Regions from separate parts of the Homo sapiens genome. Here region 1 is linked to region 2. A link is an interaction called in ENCODE POLR2A ChIA-PET data of the cell type or tissue named here. Cell type or tissue: A673. All regions are shown on one strand. Links, peaks and the distances in the headings refer to the core of each region. The heading gives the core; the rest is flanking DNA. Region 1 holds the start of CLYBL-AS3 (CLYBL antisense RNA 3). Region 2 overlaps CLYBL (citramalyl-CoA lyase).

Region 1 (9,888 bases), core at 1,995-6,994, 270 kb after region 2:
GGATATTATACTTTTCATTATGCAATTTCTCTGCTTCTTTTTTTTTTGAAATCAAATCTAGTTCTGTCACCCAGGCTGGAGGGCAGTGGCACAATCTTGGCTCACGGCAGTCTCTGCTTCTTGAGTTCAAATGATTCTCGTGCCTCAGCCTCCCAAGTAGCTGGGACTACAGGCTTGCACCACCACACCCAGCTAATTTTTGTATTTTTAGCAGAGAGGCAGTTTCGCCATGTTGCCCAGGCTGGTCTTGAAATCCTGACAAAAAGCGATCTGCTGGCCTTGGCCTCCCAAAGTGCTGGGATTACAGGCATGAGCCACCACACCCAGCTTCTGCTTCCTTCTTAACTGGCATCACTCCAATTGGAGGAGTCGGAGAAAAATAAATACTCCAATCTTGCCAGGGGCCAAAGACACTAATGTTATTGGAAGACACATTCCTGTCTCTGGACCACTCCAGCCCTCTGCTTTACAGAGTGGATATAAAGGATCTGGGCGTTGAAGGCTGGAAATAGCAGGAGGAGTGGCCAAGGAGGGGTGGCACTGGCTAACGGGCAGTGGTTCTCCTGGACTTGCCTCTGTGTCTCTAGGTGTTCTTTCTCCCTGAGAAGAGACTCCTGGAATCACCTCATGATTCTGTCCCTCACGGGTATGAACAGGGAACCAGCTGTGCTGCCGGTTGTGAGAACACAGAGCGGTGGCCCAGCAGCGGCCAGGACTCACCCAGAAGTTTCTGTCAGGAACACAACAGACTCTTGCCCTAGGCCACAGTTTGTTCTAATGCGTGCTCTTTCGGGTCAGTTTACTTAAGAAACGACCAGAGCAGTCAAACCTTTGCCCTCGCCCCTTAAAGGGGACAAACATTGGCATAGTTCCTCCCATTCCAAGGCTCCCCTGGGCCCTCCCTGAAATGTCCCATACATGTCATTATCCGAAATCAGCCTGCTACAAACTCCAGGCTCCCGCTGCATGGGTTTTTATGTCAGTGCCAAACGTTCTTCTTTGCGCCAGGTCAGGAGGATGAAACTCATGACTGGTGACAAGACAAGCCCTCCCAGAGAGAGGAGGACAGTCTGTGGGCATGATCCTGTTAGTTTTCAGACTGATGAGTCCAGTGGCAAGGACCCTGGAAGGGTCCCATACGCCCTGCATGGGGAGTTCTCCTGAAAGGGCACAAGGAACACAGCACGGGGCTCCCACTGATCCAAGGAGGACCTCAGGTGGGACTGCCAAGGAGCCTGCACCCCAATAAAGGCAGAATCAGAACAGAGCCTGATTAATAAACAGAACCTAGTCAGATATGACTTAAAAGCTATTAGGACTTGGATTGGGAAGAAAGAGGCATAATATGAATATCACTAAGAAAACTTCGCAGTCAGTATCCAGATTTTCTAAATCAACCACTTCAACAAATTCTCTGCCAGCTCATAAAATGTCTCCTGACGTGCCTTCCTTTCTCTAAACGATGCTATTTTATTAAATGGTGTAGGAGCTGGGAGAGAGGGGAGGAGTAGAGAGACAAGTCATGGGTGAATATTTCAATTTTATTTTCATTGTAGCTTTTCTCAGTCTTGCTTCCTTCAACACTGTCCTAAATTTGGCTAGGTCTGATAATTTCCAAGGTGGGATTTAGACATGCTATAATTGTGTGTGTGTGTGTGTGTGTGTGTGTGTGTGTGTGCACCTGTCTGATCAATATATATTTAACATGCACAAGTATTCTGTACACTGGAGCAGAAATGTGCACAACAGACTCAAAGGAGTATTTGTGTTTATCATGTTAGGCTCCCAGGTATTTTTAAGAAAATCATACTTGGCTTTATGCTTTAAGATTTCCTTTTCCTGGTAATTCTTCCTGAAGCCTGACCATTGTAACTTCTTCAGCACAGACTCACTGGGGATGGGGGAACAGGAGTATGCAAAGTTACAAACCACTTTTTATATTTTAAAAGGTGCTTCTCCCAGATTGTTGACCGGCTGGTTGATGGTCCTTATCCGGATCAATTTCCTGTTTTTCAGGCTGACCCAGACTCTCAGACCATGGCGGGGTGAGCAGCAGCTGGGCAGCTCAGGGAGCTCTGTCATGCTGGGGACGGGGGCTGAAGGGAAACCTTTTTTTTTTTTAGGCTGAGTCTTGCCCTATCGCCCAGGCTGGAGTGCAGTGGCACCATCTCCGCTCACTGCAACCTCCGCCTCCCTAGCTCAAACGATTCTTCTGCCTCAGCCTCCCAAGTAGCTGGAATGACAGGCGCACACCACCAGGCCCAGCTAATTTTTGTATAGTTTGTACAGATGGGGTTTCACCATGTTGCCCAAGCTGGTGCTGACCTCAAGCGATCCTCCCGCCTCAGCTTCCCAAAGGGCTGGGATTACAGGCGTGAGCCACCGCGCGAGGCCAAGAAAGCCTATTTTCAAACAGGATCCTAGCTGCTCCTGCCTCTCTCATCCTTGTGTCCTGCAAGCAAAGGATACCTAGGACCCTGGGGTAGAGGCCAAATGACCCGGGAGTCAACTTTGAGAAAAGGAGGCTAGGGAGAGGAACAGAATGGGTGTCTGATGGTGAGACCTGAGGAAAGGTGGAAGCAAGAAGACTGGGGGAGTGAGACAGCTGCAGGCTTAGGACACCCTCCTGAGAGCCCAGAGCACTGTGGCGGCGTTGGCTCCCCAGACTGGGGGCCTCAGGAGAGCTCGCGACAGGCTCCCCAGCAAGCTAAGCTCCCACTCCCGGGAGTACAACCGCCCTCGCGCAGGTGTACGCCCAGACACAGCCATAGCCAGCGGCCTCCAGGTCTGGGGCTGTCCAGAGAGGCCTGGGGGCCACACCCCAGCCCTCTGCCTCCCCACCCCCGCTCCAGGACGGACCCTGTCTCACCACAGGGCCACAGAACCCTCTTCAGTCCCACCAGAGAACAAACACTCCAGACACTGATTCGATCTGTACTGAAACCACTGGTTAGAAAATCCACAAGGCAACCACCGCCTTCGCACATTCCCTACCTGCAAGTATTGACCCCGATCAGCCAGGCCTGGCCGCCAGAACCAAGGTAGAAACTCAGGACCCGGTCCTCAGAAGCTCACAGCCCCAGGGAGTCTAAGAGACTGACCTCAAGGATCCCCAGGAGCCACTGTTTCTTCTGGAAGCCCTCTGGAGGAGCGTTTTTCCCCACGGCCTTTCCTCGCCTCACAGTTGTTCACACTCTCCTGCTCCTGGGGGAACCCAGGCCGGCTCATCAATGACCCCTCGCCTCCCCGCCCTCCTCCATTTCCTGAGCTGGGATAGCCCCAGAAGTTGAGCGTTTCCTATGCTGGAAGGACTTCCAGCTTGGAGCGGAAATCGGGGCCGGGGCAAGGACGCAGGGGCGTGTCGCCCACGTTTCTGGCCCGGCTAGCCGCAACTCCTTGGATGTAAACGAGATTTGGCCGGCGCTGCGGCGTGTGGGGAAAGATGATTACACTCGAAAGGAATCACGACTCCTTGCGGAGCCATTACTCGTGCCGCTCCGCACGCGCAGGTTCTGGCCCGGCTTTCAGCAACTCCCCGCTCCTCGCTAACCACTCGCTCGTAATTTGTGGGCCGCAGTGGAGCTGCGCCCGGGGCTGCAGCCCCCCAATTAAAGCACTTTTGCAGCTCGGACACCCAGAGAGCTGCCTCCGCGCACGCCAGGCCGGCACCTCCTGCTCCCACTCCCCTCTCCGCCCAGCCGTGGGCAGCTGAAATGGATGTGATTTCACGCACTTCCTGCGCGCGCACACACACATGCACACATGGACATACACTTGCACACACGCACAACGCGCATTCCCCCTCCAATGCCGCCCGCACACGTGCGCGAGCCTGGACGTTCCCCTTTTGTGCTCGTTTTGCAGGCCCAGAGCTCCTGCTGCTGGTTTTCTCCTTTCTCTCCTTCATCGCCTCTTCCTTCGCCACTTTCCTTCTGGACCCTCCGGGCTGGCTCCTGCCCCTCTGCCCCGGTGGCGCTCTCGCCTATTCCTCCCGGGAGGAGCCGGGGCCGCAGAGGTGCGCCCTGCACGCCCAGCGAGGGCCGAGTTCTGGGACGGCTGGGACCAAAGGGCTGGCCTCCGGCCTGCGCCCTGTTTGTTTTCCTTTCGCCCCCTGAATACTAGATTGAGACGTAAAGATTACCCGGGCCGAATAATGCCGGGAGTCAACACTCGAGCAAACAAAAGTGCTTGCACAACTAGTCAACCCCGCTGGGACCCGGGCCGCGGGCTGGGGGAGAGAACGCGCTCCTCGCTGCTAATTACAAATAAATGATGATGTGCTCACTAAGTAATTGATTTAATGAAGTTCCTATGAAACTATTAAACCCGGGTGGAGGTCAGGCTGGAGGCGCCCCAGAGCGCCCATTGTGGGCTGTTTAACTCCACCAGGCTCCTCGGAAAGACATCGGGGCTAATAGGTGAAGTCACAGCTGCTCGCGCTGACTTCTCGGAGCGCCCGGCTGGCCGCGGGCACCCTCGCGCCCTCTTCTTGTAGCGCCCTTGTGCCCCGCCGCCCGCGCCCCGCGCCGGCCAGCTTACCCACGCCACTCCCAGCCCTGTCGCCAGCTCCCGAGGGCCTCTCCAAAGGGATCCCGGGTCTCGTTAAGAGCGGGAAGTTGAGCACTGAACTTGTGCTCACCGCCAGCAGTCGGCGGCGTGCACCGCCGCCCACCCCTCCCTCCTCACTCCACCCCCGCCACTTCGTGCAGGAACTCCAACCAGTGTGCCACGCAGGGTGCTCGCGAGCTCTTGGCAAGGTGCCTGGATCCCGAGCGTGTGCCCAGTGCACTGGCTGGGGCTGGGCTGGGGGGGTTGAATTGCGCGTGAGCGTGTGTGTGGGGGGGGTGGTAGGGAGGTGGGTGTATGCGTACGAGAGAGAGTGCGTTCCGGGCCAAAAGGCCATCTTTCTGCATCCGTTATCCTGGCCTGGGCCCTGTTCATGCAAAAAAGTAGAGGAGGTAGGGACAGCAGAGAAGAGGAATGAGGAAAGATGTGCAAAACAGATCACTCAGGTAGGCGGTTGGGCCTGGGAACTCCAGTCCTAGGCTGTGCGGGAGTGGGCTGCTCTGGCGCGGCCCTCTCTCGCTGCCCCACCGCCCACCTCTGCCCGCGTCCTGACCCGGCCAGGCGTTCCTTGGCCCCAGAGCGACGCCTCCAGCTGCCAATGGGGCGTAGGGCCCCAGGCCCGCATCTCAGGGCTGTCTGAATGCGAGCTCTCCGGCCACCCATTGCGCTCAGATTCCAGTCTCTGCAGGAAGGGTAGGGACTAGTTCTCCTGCAACATGGCTCTTGGTGGAAACATGACCCGCCCCTTATCCAAAAGGCCAGAGGGAGCCCTGAATGGACACATTTTAAGATGGAGAATCAGACATTGCAAATGGATCAAAAGCTAAGGGTGCTAACCACACACACACACACACACACACACACACACACACACACACACACGGGGGTGGGGGTGGGGAGGGCATTTTACTGCATCTCCCCCCACCTACAAGGGGTCGTGTGGTAAAAGAGAAGGCCCACATCCAGGTGAAACGCCACATAGGGAGACGGGGGCGCCTGTTGGGCTTCTGGCTGCAGAAATCAATCTGCCGGGATGCCCTGCCCCCTCTGCCCAGCCAAATCTTGTCTCTCTTCATCAAGAACTGATAGTTAACAGAGTTTCTCAGAGCATGCATTTCATTTATGCCACAGTCAGTTGGCAGTAAGCTTCATTCCTTTTTTTATGTTAGGAATTTTCAACTGCTGAAACCAATTTCCATTTGACTTTGAATCAAACACTTGCAATGGGGGGCAGGGGAAAGGGACATTTTGGCGTGGTTGTTGGCGACTTTAAAGAGAACTCCACTCCCGCCTGGATCTTTGGTCTCAAAGAGGGTCTCAACCTCTGACTTCGGGGAATATTGACAAAAATCAATTTGAGTCTTGCTTGAGGTCTCAGTTTCGCCATCTGTAAAATTGGATCTGGAGATCCTTGGCTGAGGTCCTTTGGGCTTTATTTGTTTGTGATCTGTGAAGGGGACCGTAGGGAGAGGTGGAAGTCAGTCAAGACGCCTGTTTGCACCAAGCTTTTGTCTTTCTTTGTAGAAGCGAGTCCCTTTGTAAAATAACGCCCCGCCAGCCTGCCTAATGGATTTGTGCAGAGCTAGAGTTTTCATTTTCCCCACGCAGGAACGACGAAAGAGAGGGGGTCTTCCAACCCAGCGAGTCCCGCTTGGCCCCGGTTTGCCAGCGGCGCTCTCCAAAATGTGCCAAAAGCTGTGCTTGGGGCACTCTCTCGACCCCGCCCCGGGCAGCTGTTCCCATTTTGTTCCCGCCTTCCCTCCCCTCACCGCAGTCCCTCGTATTCCTTTAACGCCTGCTGCTGACTGCATCCCTGCTGCCCTTAATGTAGGATGGGCACTTCTCTTCAGCCTCCAAATGAGAAGTGACATTTGCACTCGGCTCAGCCAACGCGTGAGCAGAGCGCGGGGGCACAGGCCCATTGACCGAGCGCGGCCGAGGGGCCGGCCGGCTGGGCAGCATCCGAAGCTGCCTTAATTAATACCATCTTAAATAGTCCAGCAGCCACCGAAGACAAAGTTGAAGAAAGACTTTAAGGCTGAGTGCCCCTCGACAAGCTCTTTTTCCCGTGTCATTCAATATTTAATGCGCCCGCTTGTAATGCTACTACTGGTGTTCCTTTCTCAGCAAGGACATTATTTTTTCACGGTGCCCATAGCCAGGGAAAGCCCTTTAGGCAAAGAAAATCAAAATGTTTGTTGTTTTGGATGACTTATAACTCTTGTTTAACACAAGCACTTTCAGGAAAGTATAACAGGCGCAGCCTCCAAAGCAAACAACACAATCCTTGTGACAGAGTCGGACACAAAAAGCACATTGTCTTGCGGACTACCCCTTTTCTCTGGTGCTAGATGGGGGCCTGTCTCCGAATGAACACCACGATGCCATTTCACTTTTGAACTATTGTTTTTGAGTTATGCCATGTGGTCAAAAGGAGCGAGAAGGGGGTTGTTTCCAGGCTCATAAGACAAACGAGTTGCCTTTTCAATGAAATCCCCCCGCGATCCTTGAAAACGGAGTTTAAATGTCACCTCCGCCTTTCTAATGGGCACAGGGCTGGAGGCGACCCTTCAAAGCGCCTCGGTGATGAACGACCCTTATTAAATATGGCCCGAGCTGCTGGGAAAGTCCCGCGCCCGGCCGCGCGCCCTAGAGCGCCCCTCGCCGGTGGGCCCTGGAGGAGCCGGGCCTCCGCTGCCACCGAGCGGAGTCCGGGCCCGCAGAGCCCCAGCCCGGACTGGCGAGGGGGTGCAGAGGGAAGAAGAGGGAAGCCTGGACGAGGGGGGGCGTTGTAATACAACTTCTTATCTGCCGACCCCAACACGCCCGTGCGCCCCCAGCCCCAGAGCCTCGGCGTGAAAGGTTGGTGCGTTTCCCCCCTGACTCTTTTTGTCCGCAGCCGAGTGGCGTCTGCGAGTCTGAGCTGCAAAGTTACTGATTTGCAGGCTGCATGTTAAGGCAGCCCATGTAAGTAATTTCTCTGGGCACCCCAGCAAAGGAGAACAAATCGCTGACAAAGGCGAGCGCTTTCGATTCAGCGGCGTCGTTAAGGCAACCCCAAAGTATTCCTCCTATAATAAGTTCCACTTCAAAGGGTTTCTCATTCAGCGGTGACTGCTTCGCACTTTTATTAAGTCCGGGCTTTTTCACTCGGAGGAATCATCTGTTTGGTTATTTTTCATCGTGTTTATTTTTCACCATTCACACAGTACTTGTATTAAATAAACAAAGAACAATCGCTCTGCAAATAAAAGTACTTAGGTGGGGAGGGAAGGAAGAGGAGCTGGGGCTCTGGCGCCCCTGCCCCTCTCCCCCACCCTTCGAACATCACCCACTCCCCACCCCGACTCTCCTCCGCTCCTATCCTCCTTTCTTCATTCTTTCTCTCCCCTTTCTCTCAAGCTAGGAGGTTCTATGGAAGAATCTTAAACGCTGAATATATATATATATGTATATATGTGTATATATATATGTATATATGTGTGTATATATGTATATATATGTATATATGTGTATATATGTATATATATGTATATATGTGTATATATATGTATATGTGTATATATGTATATATATGTGTATATATATGTGTATATATGTGTATATATATATAAAATTTCTGATGAGGTGCAAGTGGACTGAAGTAACTTGGCATGAAAGTAAAAAGGTCACTGCAGCTGTGTCTCATCGACTGTCTCGAATCACAGTGGCCCCTCTGCCGGCGACTCCCCTGGCCCTGCCCACTGCCACAGCGATCCTGACGCTCCGCGTGGATGGACCATAGAAGCAGTAGTTTGAATTTCCAAAAGAAAAAAAACATGGCTTTGAACTTCTCCCTGCCTGATTAGGCACTTGCAGTGTATGTTAATGTGTGCTCGGGGAGTGCGTGGGTGTAGGGCTGAGTTTTTGTCTACAGAGGGGAAGTGTACTGGGGTCCCCAGGGCAGTTTCACCTAGGGTCCCCTGCCGGCCTGCCTGTGCCTCCAGACCTGGAAGGCTTCCGTGGCTGGGCATCCTGTTTTGCTACACTGTGGGTGGACTGGCAGGCCAGGAGTGATGTGAGGGGATGAAAGTGCCATTAATAATAAGCGGCTGGGTTGTTTTGTTTGCCTTGTGATCAGCCTTCTTTTCTGCTGGCTTAAGGTGATCACTTGAGAAACCAGATGTCTCCCCTGCCCCCTCCCCAGGAGCTGGATTTCCTAACCCAACTGGGATTTAAAAATACTAGTGGCCAGCACCTCTTGTCCCATTTCATAGACAGACAGAGAGATGACAGATGATAGATTACTGGGTGGGTAAAACCACAATGGTCTCCAAAACCTTCCCCAAAGTGGAAGAGATCACTTATGAGAGTGTAACATGTTTGCAGATAGTTGGGCCTCCTCTTTTCCTGTCCCCAGTGTTATGATGCTTGTGTGGCCATCTCCAACTCCTTAAGAGAATATAATTCCCACCCTCAAACTCTATGGAGTTTAGATTTTAGGACCATTAGCTTTACCAAGAGCATCCTGAATGGGGAAAATATATATACATAAATTTCAAATAATTGTGTGTTTGAAGATTCTCCTAGCCTGCAAAACAAAGGTAGATGATTTAAACAGTATTTGCAAGGGCCACGTTTTGCCTAGGGAAGATGAAGTCTTTGATGATAGCCAACTTAGTGTCAATAAGTGGCTTTCTTTGAGACATATTCAGATGGGAACGTCTTGCTTGCCAATTGCCATAGAAATCTTAACACACCATGAAGATTGTCCGAGCGCCAAGCCTTCCGTTCTGGACTAAATTACTTTGAAGTGGCGCAGTACGAGCAGTGGTCAATTTTAACTCTATAGACTGGACAGAGAATGCTGGGAGTGGGAGATTGTGCGTTTTAAAGCAGAAAATAAGAAGGGGAAACTTGTTTTATACACTCTATACAAGGTTCTGCTCATTGTCAGATATCTTTTATCTTTTATATTTCCCATGAATGATTCATGTCTTGGTGGCTTTGTGTCACCCTTCTTTTCACAAGAAACTTCATTAGAGAGCTATAAGTTTTCCCATTGATTGGGGCCCTCATTTATGAGTGTTTTTCTCCTTCGTGTGCTGGTTATTGTCATCTGAGTTAAAACAACTCTTTGCAACCTGTTTCACCTTTACTACATTTAACAAACCTGACTTTTAAAAGCCACTATAACCTTTCAGAGAAATGCTTATTGACATTACTAGCAGTTGCTTTTAACTATCTGACTTTTATCAGTTTTGTATCTGCTAACAAAAACACAAGCAAACATCCAGCCTTGTAAATGTGCATAGCCAAACACCTGCATTTAAGCCACTTGAA
Region 2 (9,888 bases), core at 2,438-7,437:
ATATATGAACAGAAAAAGGGTACAGTAAAAATACTGCATAAAAGATTTAAAATGGAACACTCACAGAAGGCTCTTACCATGAATGGAGCTTGCAGGACCTCATGTTGTTCTGGGTGAGTCAGTGAGTGAGCAGTGAGTGAATATGAAGGCCTAGGACATTACTGTCACTACTGTAGACTTTGTAAACACTATATACTTAGACTATACTACATTTATTAAAAAAAACAAAAAACTTTTCTTCAGTAGTAAATTAACCTTAGCTTACTATAACATTTTTTTTTTCTTTTGAAACGGAGTCTCATTCTGTCACCCAGGCTGGAGTACAGTGGCGTGATCTTGGCTCACTGCAATCTCAGCCTCCCGAGTTCAAGTGATTCTTCTGTCTCAGCCTCCTGAGTAGCTGGCACTACAGGCACCTGTCACCACGCCCGGCTAATTTTTGTATTTTCAGTAGAGACGGGGGTTTCGCCATGTTGGCCAGGCTGGTCTCGAACTCCTGACCTCAGGTGATTCACCCACCTCGCCCTCCCAAAGTGCTGGGATTACAGGTGTGAGTCACCACACCTGGCCCAACTTTTTACTTTATAAACTTTATATATATATATATGTTTTGTTTTGTTTTGTTTGTTTTTGAGATGGAGTCTTGCTCTGTCACCCAGGCTGGAGTGCAGTGGCACAATCTCAGCTCACTGCAACCTCTGCCTCCCACGTTCAAGCAATTCTCCTGCCTCAGCCTCCCAAGTGGCTGGGCTTGCAGGTGCCCCCCCCTACACCAGGCTAATTTTTGTGTTTTTAGTAGAGACATGGTTTCACCATTTTGGCCAGGCTGGTCTCGAACTCCTGACCTTGTGATCCGCTCACCTCAGCCTCCCAAAGTGCTAGGATTACAGGTTTGAGCCATCACGCCTAGCCTGTAAACTTTGTTTATATTTTTAACTTTATGACTCTTTTATAGTAACAGTAAGTTTAAAACACACATTGTACAAAAATATTTCCTTTATCTCTTATTCTATATGCTTTTTTATATTTTTAATTTTTATTTTTTATACTTTTTGAACTTTTTGTTAAAAGCAAAAACACAAACACATACATTAGCCTAGGCCTACACAGGGTCAGGATCATCAATATTACTGTCTTCCACCTCTACAGCTTGTCCCAGTGGAAGGTCTTTAGGGGCAATAACACGCACAGAGCTGTTGTCTCCTGTGATAACAATGCCTTCTTCTGGAATGCCTCCTCAAGGACCCACATGAGTCTATTTTACAGTTAACTTTTTTTTTTTTTAATAAGGAGGCGTATAGTCTAAAATGAAGATAAAATGTAAAGCATAATATAAAACCAGTAACATTTATTATTATCAAGTATTATGTACTGTGCATGGTTGTATTGCTATATATATATAAAATTTTTTTTTTTTTTGAGACAGAGTCTCACTCTGTCACCCAGGCTGGAGAGCAGTGGCACAATCTCGGCTCACTGCAAGCTCCACCTCCCAGGTTCATGCCATTCTCCTGCCTCAGCCTCCTGAGTAGCTGGGATTACAGGCGCATGCCACCATGCCTGGCTAATTTTTTTTTTTTTTTTTTGTATTTTTAATAGAGACGACGTTTCACCATGTTGACCAGGCTGGTCTTGAACTCCTGACCTTATGATCTGCCCACCTCGGCCTCCCAAAGTGCTATGATTACAGATGTGAGCCACCGGGCCTGGCATGTTTGATTTTTTTTTTTTTTTTTTTTGAGACAGATTCTCTTTCTGTTGCCTAGGCTGGAGGGCAGTGGCGCGATCTGCAACCTCTGTCTCTCAGGTTTGAGCAATTCTCGTGCCTCAGCCTCCCAAATAGCTGGGATTACAGGTGCGTGCCACCACACCCAGTTTATTTTTGTATTTTTAGCCACCGGGCCCGGCCCAGTATAATCTTATGGGAGCACTGTGGTATATTTGGTCTGTTGTTGACCTGAAAGTTATGTGGCGCATGACTGTATCTAAAAACAAACAAACAAAAAATTTAAATAGAAAAGCTGGATTCCGACCACATGAATGAACCTTCTTATGATTCTGGAAGGAAGGCAGGTTCTACTAAGACAGGGTTCTTAGGCTACTACCACTACCTCACCCATAAAGGATCAGCCTTCTTAACCCAGCCAGTCACAAGGGATTCTGAGGATGAATGTTCACCAGGGCAGATTGGTTATGTTCAACAGCTTCATGTATTTCTGCAAAATCTACCAGTCCGATGATGCAGTGAACATAATGATCCCCTGTGAAATAATAACAAGATAAAATGTTCCCAGGCCCATTTGTTTCCCACTGCTACCACCCCATAAGACTGAACCATGGGTTGGAGTGAACACTTGAACCAAAGGTTACTGTATTGTATGTTCCTGTTCACACAGGACTTCACAAAAACCTTCTTTTATAAAGAAAACAACCAGCCAATAAAACAGCATTAGAGTACATTATATATGTGACCAATTGTTTGATAAAATCTGATGTAAGCCTTCAGGCGTAATTGGAGTTCTTAGCAAAATACTTTGGTTTTTAATATTTCTATGACCCTCTAAGGGGGACTTAGCAATTACTCTTAAATTTTCAAAGTGGTGCATGGAGTTTTAGCTGTGTGACTTCCATTAAAGTCCATAGGAGTCTTGTTGCTAAAACATCACACAACTCACGAAAATGTGCCCCTTCTTGTGAAATTGTTAGAAGTAATGGGTATGGAAGTATAGCACAGCATTTCTGGTACATTTACAAGCTTTCTGTACTTGTTTCAAACTTTATACCTTTATGAAAACTCAATAGTTCTACAAAAATTGAAGGGGGGAAAAAGCCTATTATGTGTATTCCAGAAGTGAAGGGTAGAAAAAATACAGTAGAACTAATAAAAAATTAAAATAATTCTTCAAGAAAAGCCAATGTTTCAACATATTTATAATCTTTATTTCAAAATTAATATATCCTCTCCTGGGTTTTTAAAGTAAGCCTTAAAATCGAACTTAAAAAAATGAACTTGACTGACAAAGTTTCACTATAACCACATACAATGATTTTGGGTTTCAGCAACCTCCTCTACTGAAACCGATATAATTTAAGCATCATCGGAGCAAAACTTCACTCCTTTAGATGGTTGGTGGTGTGAGGGGTTTGTTCCCAGTGGATAAGAGGATGGCCTTAAGGTTTGCTGAGTCCTTCTCTCTCAAGAACCTCTTAGAGGCCGGGCACGGTGGCTCAAGCCTGTAATCCCAGCACTTTGGGAGGCCAAGGTGGGTGGATCACTTGAGGTCAGGAGTTCGAGACCAGCCTGGCCAACATGGTGAAACCCCGCCTCTACTAAAAATACAAAAATTAGCTGGGTTTGGTGGTGTGTGCCTGTAATCTCAGCTACTCGGGTGGCTGAGGAACGAGAATCGCTTGAACCCGGGAGGTGGAGGTTGCAGTGAGCGGAGATTGCGCCATTGCACTCCAGCCTGGGCGACAGAACAAGACCCTGTTTCAAAAAAAAGAAAAAGAATCTCATAGACATTTTTCTCCTGCGTCCCTGTGATAAGAGTGCTGTGATTCCTGCTATACAGTCAAACAGATTCAGAGCCCACCTTTGACTCCAGGACCAAATTTCCCCCTTTATTCTCTTTTGTGCTATGCTGGAGAAGACAGTGTGGCAGTTCCCGGGAATTTGTGTGGAGCTGTTTCAGGGACACTCTGAGCTAAGAAAAGGGTGAGAGCCCTGGGAGGAGACCTTCTTTCAATCCAGGCTACATGCTCTGAGTTTTTCCAGGGCATATATAGCTGCTCCATTTGGACTATGCTCCTAGACTGACATGGGCCTGACTCGCAGGAGCCGGCAGCTCCTAGTGCTGAGCTCACCGGCTCGGCCCAGCACCAGCACCACCTCCCCTCTGAGCATCTGGTGGCCTTGCTGATAACACAGTGACACAGCCATTTCCTTCTATAGCAGAAACATCTTTGGAGTTCTGTTTCCACAGTCCTTTGAGAGACACTCTCGAGGCCAGGAGCTGGCCTCAGACATAAAAGTATTTGTTTCAACAGAGAGAGAGAGAGAGAGAGAGAGACTCAGTGACTGCTTTTTGAGTGAATTGTTGTTGGCTCAGTTTCAGTAATGCAATGTTTTGCTTTAGATTAATTTACTAAGCAGTACTAAAGTATCATTTATATACATTATTGAATCTTGGGATGATTCTGTAAGCATTACTTTCTCCTGAAATCTCCACTTCTGTCTGGATAGTGGATTTTAGGATAGGTTTTTAAAATGGAAAACTTGACGCAGATTCAAATTTTCAACACAGCATTGAACGAATAGCATCAGTTGGGGACGAGCTATGCCACCAATTTAAAGTGTCTCAGCCGGGGTCAGAATTAGGAACTGTCTAAACAGGGAATTTCAGAAGGGCAGGGGAGGATATCAAGGCACAAATGGGAGGAAATAAGCCATTGTTCCTTTAGAAAGCTTAGTAACCTCGATAATGAGAGGCTATGAAATAGTTCTTTTTATAACTGTAACTTCTTAACTTCCCAGCCCTAATAGCTCCAAGGGTCACTTGCAGAGAGCTCCGGGGCTACACCTGCCTTGCATAGATTAGGGCCCGCTGCAGCTGTCTTCATTTGCAAGACTAAGGTGTAGCTCCAAGAGGCTGTAGGTCTCAGCATGGAGCACTCCTCCTCAATCTCAATAGGCTGGTGTTGCGGATTAAGATGGCCATTGCAAGCCAGGCTCAGAAATTGCAAGATGAGGCAGGTAACGATTTCCTGGGTTTTATGTATCAGGCCTTATGAGGTATGAAGCGGGAAACCTTTTATATGCCTGCCTTGAATTAGCCATACCTTTTACAATCAGCTCTGTTGAAGAGCAGCTGCCTGGACTATCTAGCATACCCATGGGCCAGGCATGCCTTTGGCACACACACAGGTTTGTAAAGAGCTTGTGAATCTATAGGATGATCTCTTGGTGAGGACAGAAGGGACCCATAGCTAGTCAGCATCGGACTGAGGGCTGGATCCACTTTTTCCTGTAATGTGCGTTTGTTTCACAGAAAATACAATTAGGATAATTCTTGTGTGTTCTCTACAGGAAGGAAGTAGTATACTGCTTGTGAATGGTAGGCTAAATGAGGGAACCATTAAAGGGTTTTTAATAGACTTTTGAACCAAAAGACATAAGGGACTATACTTACATTGCCTTAACTGAGAAATGTTTTGCAGTGTGAGAAGACTTAATCAAATCTTCATTACATACCTGGTCAGGGACCAGGCTGAATGTTTCTTTAAGCAATTGGATAAAATGCACATTGAAGACTTGTTAGTTATGTGAGAATATGTCTGACATGCTTATCATCTCTCCTGCGGGTGCCTGAGTATCAGATACTTGGTTTACTGTGTTGGGTTGAATGCTTCTGTTCTAATTTCTAATGAACTTTACCACCAGACTACTTGATCATGACTAAGCCCAGGAACAATGCAAATGGAATTGCCCCCTGATGGGGAGGAATGGGCCCAGATGGCCCTTAAAAGGTGATAATTAGGAAATATAGCATATCTGAGTAGCTAGAAAGAGAGAAACTTGTTAAAGACAGTCAATCTGTTTGAAGCAACGGTCTTTCCCTTAATTATATGCATTTTCATTTAGAGTTGCTTTAAAGTAAAATTTTTCCCAGGAAAAATTTTTATTAGTAGTGAAAACCTAGAAACCACACACATTTTTTGCTACTCTGTTTCAGATTATTGAAAATTCCTTCCTTCATACATTTTTTTTTGGTTTCCAGATCTGTGTAACAGACTCGCTGTGTGTGTTTTAGGGGCCGTTTTAGGTTATTTTAGCTCTTATGCTAAAACAGTGGGGGAGCGATTAAAAGTGAGAAAAATATTAGTATATATTTGTAAACTGAGCTTTTAAAATTAAAATAGTTGCAGGATATTACAGTCTGTGATTTCATATACTTTGTAAGATTGCCTTAAATGTATTGCCTTCTTGGCAGCATAATGCCAGATTTTTCTCCAATATGTCATTAAAATAATTTTACATATAACAAGTTGAACTTTTTAAAGACTTATATTTTAATCTGAATTAGCATATTTACTAATTATATTACTTATTTGGCTTTTCTTTAGTCCGATTCTTTTTTTTTTTTTAGTGTACAAACTTGGCATTACTCTTTAAGAATAACAAGTGAACTGGAAATGAGAGGGTGGTGACATGAAGAGAGAGAGAAGAAATACATTCCTTATATCTCTTCCAGCTCCTGCATGGAATGGAGGATCTGACAGTGGCCGTTCCTGGGTATTAAAGCCAGTGCAAAAGATAGAGCGTCCAAAAGGCAACTTCTTCCTTATTTGTGAAGTCAGAAAGTAAAATTTACATTGAAGTGCTAAGCTACATTATTCTGAATATTTTGGCAGTCATATTTGGGCAGATGAGTTGCTTTCCTGAAATTACTCAGCACCGTCATTCATCCTGACAAAAGCTAGTGGTACAGATGCACCTTTGGGACTGAGGCCAAGGTGAAACCTGCGTTTTCCAGGTCTGCCCACTCAGTTTTGGAAGGACTCTCAATAAAACCGGCCTCACACCCCAAGCATCACCCCTCCTGTCCTTAGTAAGTACACTCTGGCTGGAATCTAGGGTCCCAGCATCTAGCCCTTGGGACTTCACATAAATTCATCAAGTATCTTCCTCCACTCAAAAATCTCTTACAGAATCTTTGACATTTTAAGCTTCATTACTGCAAAGTGGATATAGTTCATTCTCAGCTTCAGGATTCCAGAAGCATACATACCAGGTCAGAATGGAGAGGCATCACGCTTTCCTTCAGCAAGCTTCAGGGGAGACAGGATTTAGGGTGGGCTACACATATACCAGTTGTAGGATGTTTTGAACTATATTCTTGCAATCACAGACAGGTTGTCCCAGAGAAAATAATCTGGCTCTAACTTCTCTTGTTATCAGTGAAAAGCAAAAATTACTTAGTGCAGGTATGCTTAAAGGAAGAAAAAGGCAAGAGAAAAGTGAGAGGTAAAAATTATTACCATTTTAATTCCATGATTCTCAGCAATGAAGGAGCATGATTGAAATCCCATGTGCCCAGTCATATCTGTAAATGAGAGTATGATTTTTGAAGACTGTATTCAATTGTTTCAACTTGAGCAATTGCAAGTAAGACTTAGGACTGTGTTTACCAGTTACTGTTATTTACTATTACTTTCTAAATGTGACCTGACTTGAAACCTTTATAGATGCAATTTTTATCCATCACAGAACAAGCTCTAAAGAGGAGAGCAGCTTCAACTTTTTCAAGTATTTTTTTTAAAAGGATTTAACTTTGACCAACACCAAACTTGCATCTTGTTAAGGTAACTAATAACTGACTGCTATAACAATATTTAGAATTTTGTTTAACAGCAACTGTCAAAAAAACAAGTTAAAATAGCCCAGGAGATGGATGGCGATTAACTCTGCGTTCTTTTTAGACTGTGTTATTAATTAGCTCTCTAGACTCAAATAGGTTACATCCTCTGAGCAGTAAATTGCATGCCATTTGCAAGCTCTGTGGATGAAATTTACATGTGGCCTAAATGCTATCCACATTGTTTTGTTAAGTAGCATTTTATCTCTCTGGACTGGTCCCTTGCCTCCTCCCCCAGCCCCAGTGGAAAGTTTTATTCACTTTTCTTGCGGGAAGGGAAAGTCGCATGTAGTTTGGTCATTTGGCGCCATCTTCTTTTTTATTGTTAAATCCACTAAAGGCAGTCATGCCTGGCAGTACCAGGCGGGCTCCTTCCGGGGTTCTGGTCGGCTAAGCATTCAGAGTTCTTTGCTTTTTATTTACTAGAAATGTTTTCAGCTTCTGTCTTTGCTTTAAGATCTGATTAAAAGGAACCTTAAAAAAGGAACATAGATTTTGGTGTATGTTTTTCCTCTCTACTTCTCTTCCCTGTGCCCCCCAAACCCAATCACCAACTTCCCCCATCCCCAGCAAACACGGGCTTTTTTGTGTATTTATTTAAAAGCATTTTAGGAAGCACCGTAATACCGCACAGCTTGGAGGTTAAGATAGAATTGGATGTTTCCCTCACCATCAGTTGATGGAATCATCAGTGTTCCGGTTCTATTTATCTTCATGATTTGAGAATGTTTCTGAACAGCTGCCCTTCCGAGGATGCTGGTATTTAGACAGACCTTCCTGTCATTTATCTGACTCACAGGCACAACTCTTTTGAAAGAATTAATATCAAACTTACATATGAAAATCTACCATTTAGAAATGGATTCTTTTTCAGTACCTACTTTTCAATTCAACCGGGGAGATCCCATCTATTTTAAAAAATCATTAATCACATACTTCTGACATTTTCCCTTTCAGTTTCCTCAGGGGGAAAAAAGTTATTTGAATAACAAACAAACAAACAAAAACCCCTCATCGCAAATAGCTGTCAGCCTCCTATGTGAACAAAAGCGCTCTCTCACACTGAGACCTACCGTGTTTTGTTTAGTTAGAGGCAGCAGGGTGGTAGGGACACTATGCAGAAAGGCTTGGGTTAATGAGCACTTTCTGGATTGAGTGTCTCTCCTGATTAACCCTTGGATTACTTGCTTTGAGTTGCTAACCCTCTCTCACTGCCCACTCAAGAATTTCCCACATGGTAGCCTCATCCATAGATGCCCTTCCCTAGATGCACTGATGGTAGACAGCATAAAAATGTGTAAGCACTGTAGCTTTCCAATGAACTGAAACAAAAAGCTTAAGCATTACTTTTTATTTCCTTGATCTAAAGAACATGTTTTGGGGGATATTTTCTTAATCAATATCTAAGTTATCTAGAGTTATAAATACTATAAATAAATTAGTTACAAACTAATTTTTAGACACAAGTCTTTTGTTCAAACCAACTCTTACATAGAAACTCTAAAAATTTGGGGGGGAAGGGGACAGTTGGGGATCAGAATCACTCCCCATTATCTCTCTGTTGGTGCTCCCCAAAGGATCTTCAGGGAACGACGTTTAAAAACCATTTTGTATCATGAAATGGGACCCGAAAGACATTCTTTCTAGTGACTTTGTGTTAGATTGAGTCATATGAAATTGCCACTGTGTGACCCATTTTGACCTAAAAAAAAAACCAAAAAACAAAAAACAAAAAACCAGCACTAGGGTACCAGAGTATTTTTAGTGTAATCACTGTACGTGATAAGAAAATGGAGAAATGAGAAAGCTTGAAACTTAGACTATAAGCTCCTCATAAGCTAATAGCGACTTCCTCCCTTCTTCCGCAGTCACCTGGCAAGTCCCTTCTATGTGCTGCTGGTTCTAGGGATACAGAGATAAAAGGCGTAGTCACTGCCTCCAAATCATCACAGTGCAAAGGACAAATAAATACAGAAGGACCCATGGGATGAAGAAACAGCCCAGGGTGGTGGGAACACAGAGCGAGAGTTTCTAGGATCTTGAAAGCCATGTTGCACGGAGCTCCCGGTCCCTGAGTTTTCAGACTGATCTTTCTGTGGACTGTGCCTAAGTAATAACAGTTTCAGAACGTAGAAACTCAGTGTACATCCTTCATAGCCAGGATGGATATGATAGCCTGGAAGTGAACAGTAAATCCAGTGATTTGTTTTCTTCACTCATTCTTTCATTTTAAGAAAGTGCTTAGAATCCACAAGTTGTGCTTAATGCCAGCAGACGCATTACATATGCCAGCCCTGCCCCTTAGTCACAATTACTCCCCACACTGACCTCCCATTGCATTTAAAAATTGTCGCTTTATTGAGACATAGTTCAGCTCTCATAAAGTTCACATTTGTTTTTTTTGTTTTTTTTTTTTTGTTTGTTTTTTTGAGACAGTCTTGCTCAGTCACCCAGGCTGGAGTGCAGTGGCATG

The links. ChIA-PET counts read pairs that join two places held together with the same protein. Peaks named below come from ENCODE experiments on the same cell type or tissue, not always from the same donor. Only the 100,000 strongest peaks of a DNase experiment are listed, where the experiment ranks them.
Region 1: POLR2A ChIA-PET joins it to region 2 with 8 read pairs; 3 of 35 experiments call an interaction of 5 or more read pairs at or near these places.

Annotation. Positions count from the first base shown.
Region 1 is chr13:99,952,544-99,962,431 of GRCh38, forward strand. CLYBL-AS3 (CLYBL antisense RNA 3) reads right to left here and starts at 4,622. Exons shown (of 5, transcript NR_120421.1): 1 at 4,540-4,622. RefSeq lists enhancers at 3,702-4,677, 4,678-5,652. In A673, for the core only: a CTCF peak has its summit at 4,633; DNase peaks (open chromatin) are centred at 3,438, 3,808 and 4,648; H3K4me3 peaks cover 2,261 bases; H3K27ac peaks cover 2,479 bases.
Region 2 is chr13:99,682,468-99,692,355 of GRCh38, forward strand. All of the region lies in intron 1 of CLYBL (citramalyl-CoA lyase), which reads left to right. LOC124903199 (a long non-coding RNA gene) reads left to right here. Exons shown (of 2, transcript XR_007063848.1): 2 at 6,147-7,902. It overlaps CLYBL-AS2 (CLYBL antisense RNA 2), which reads right to left and starts at 8,504. Exons shown (of 2, transcript NR_046526.1): 1 at 8,086-8,504; 2 at 7,631-7,889. RefSeq lists enhancers at 3,603-4,360, 4,361-5,119, 9,683-9,888 and a silencer at 8,348-8,642. In A673, for the core only: no CTCF peak of the experiment used is centred there; DNase peaks (open chromatin) are centred at 5,074 and 5,454; H3K4me3 peaks cover 1,449 bases; H3K27ac peaks cover 3,580 bases.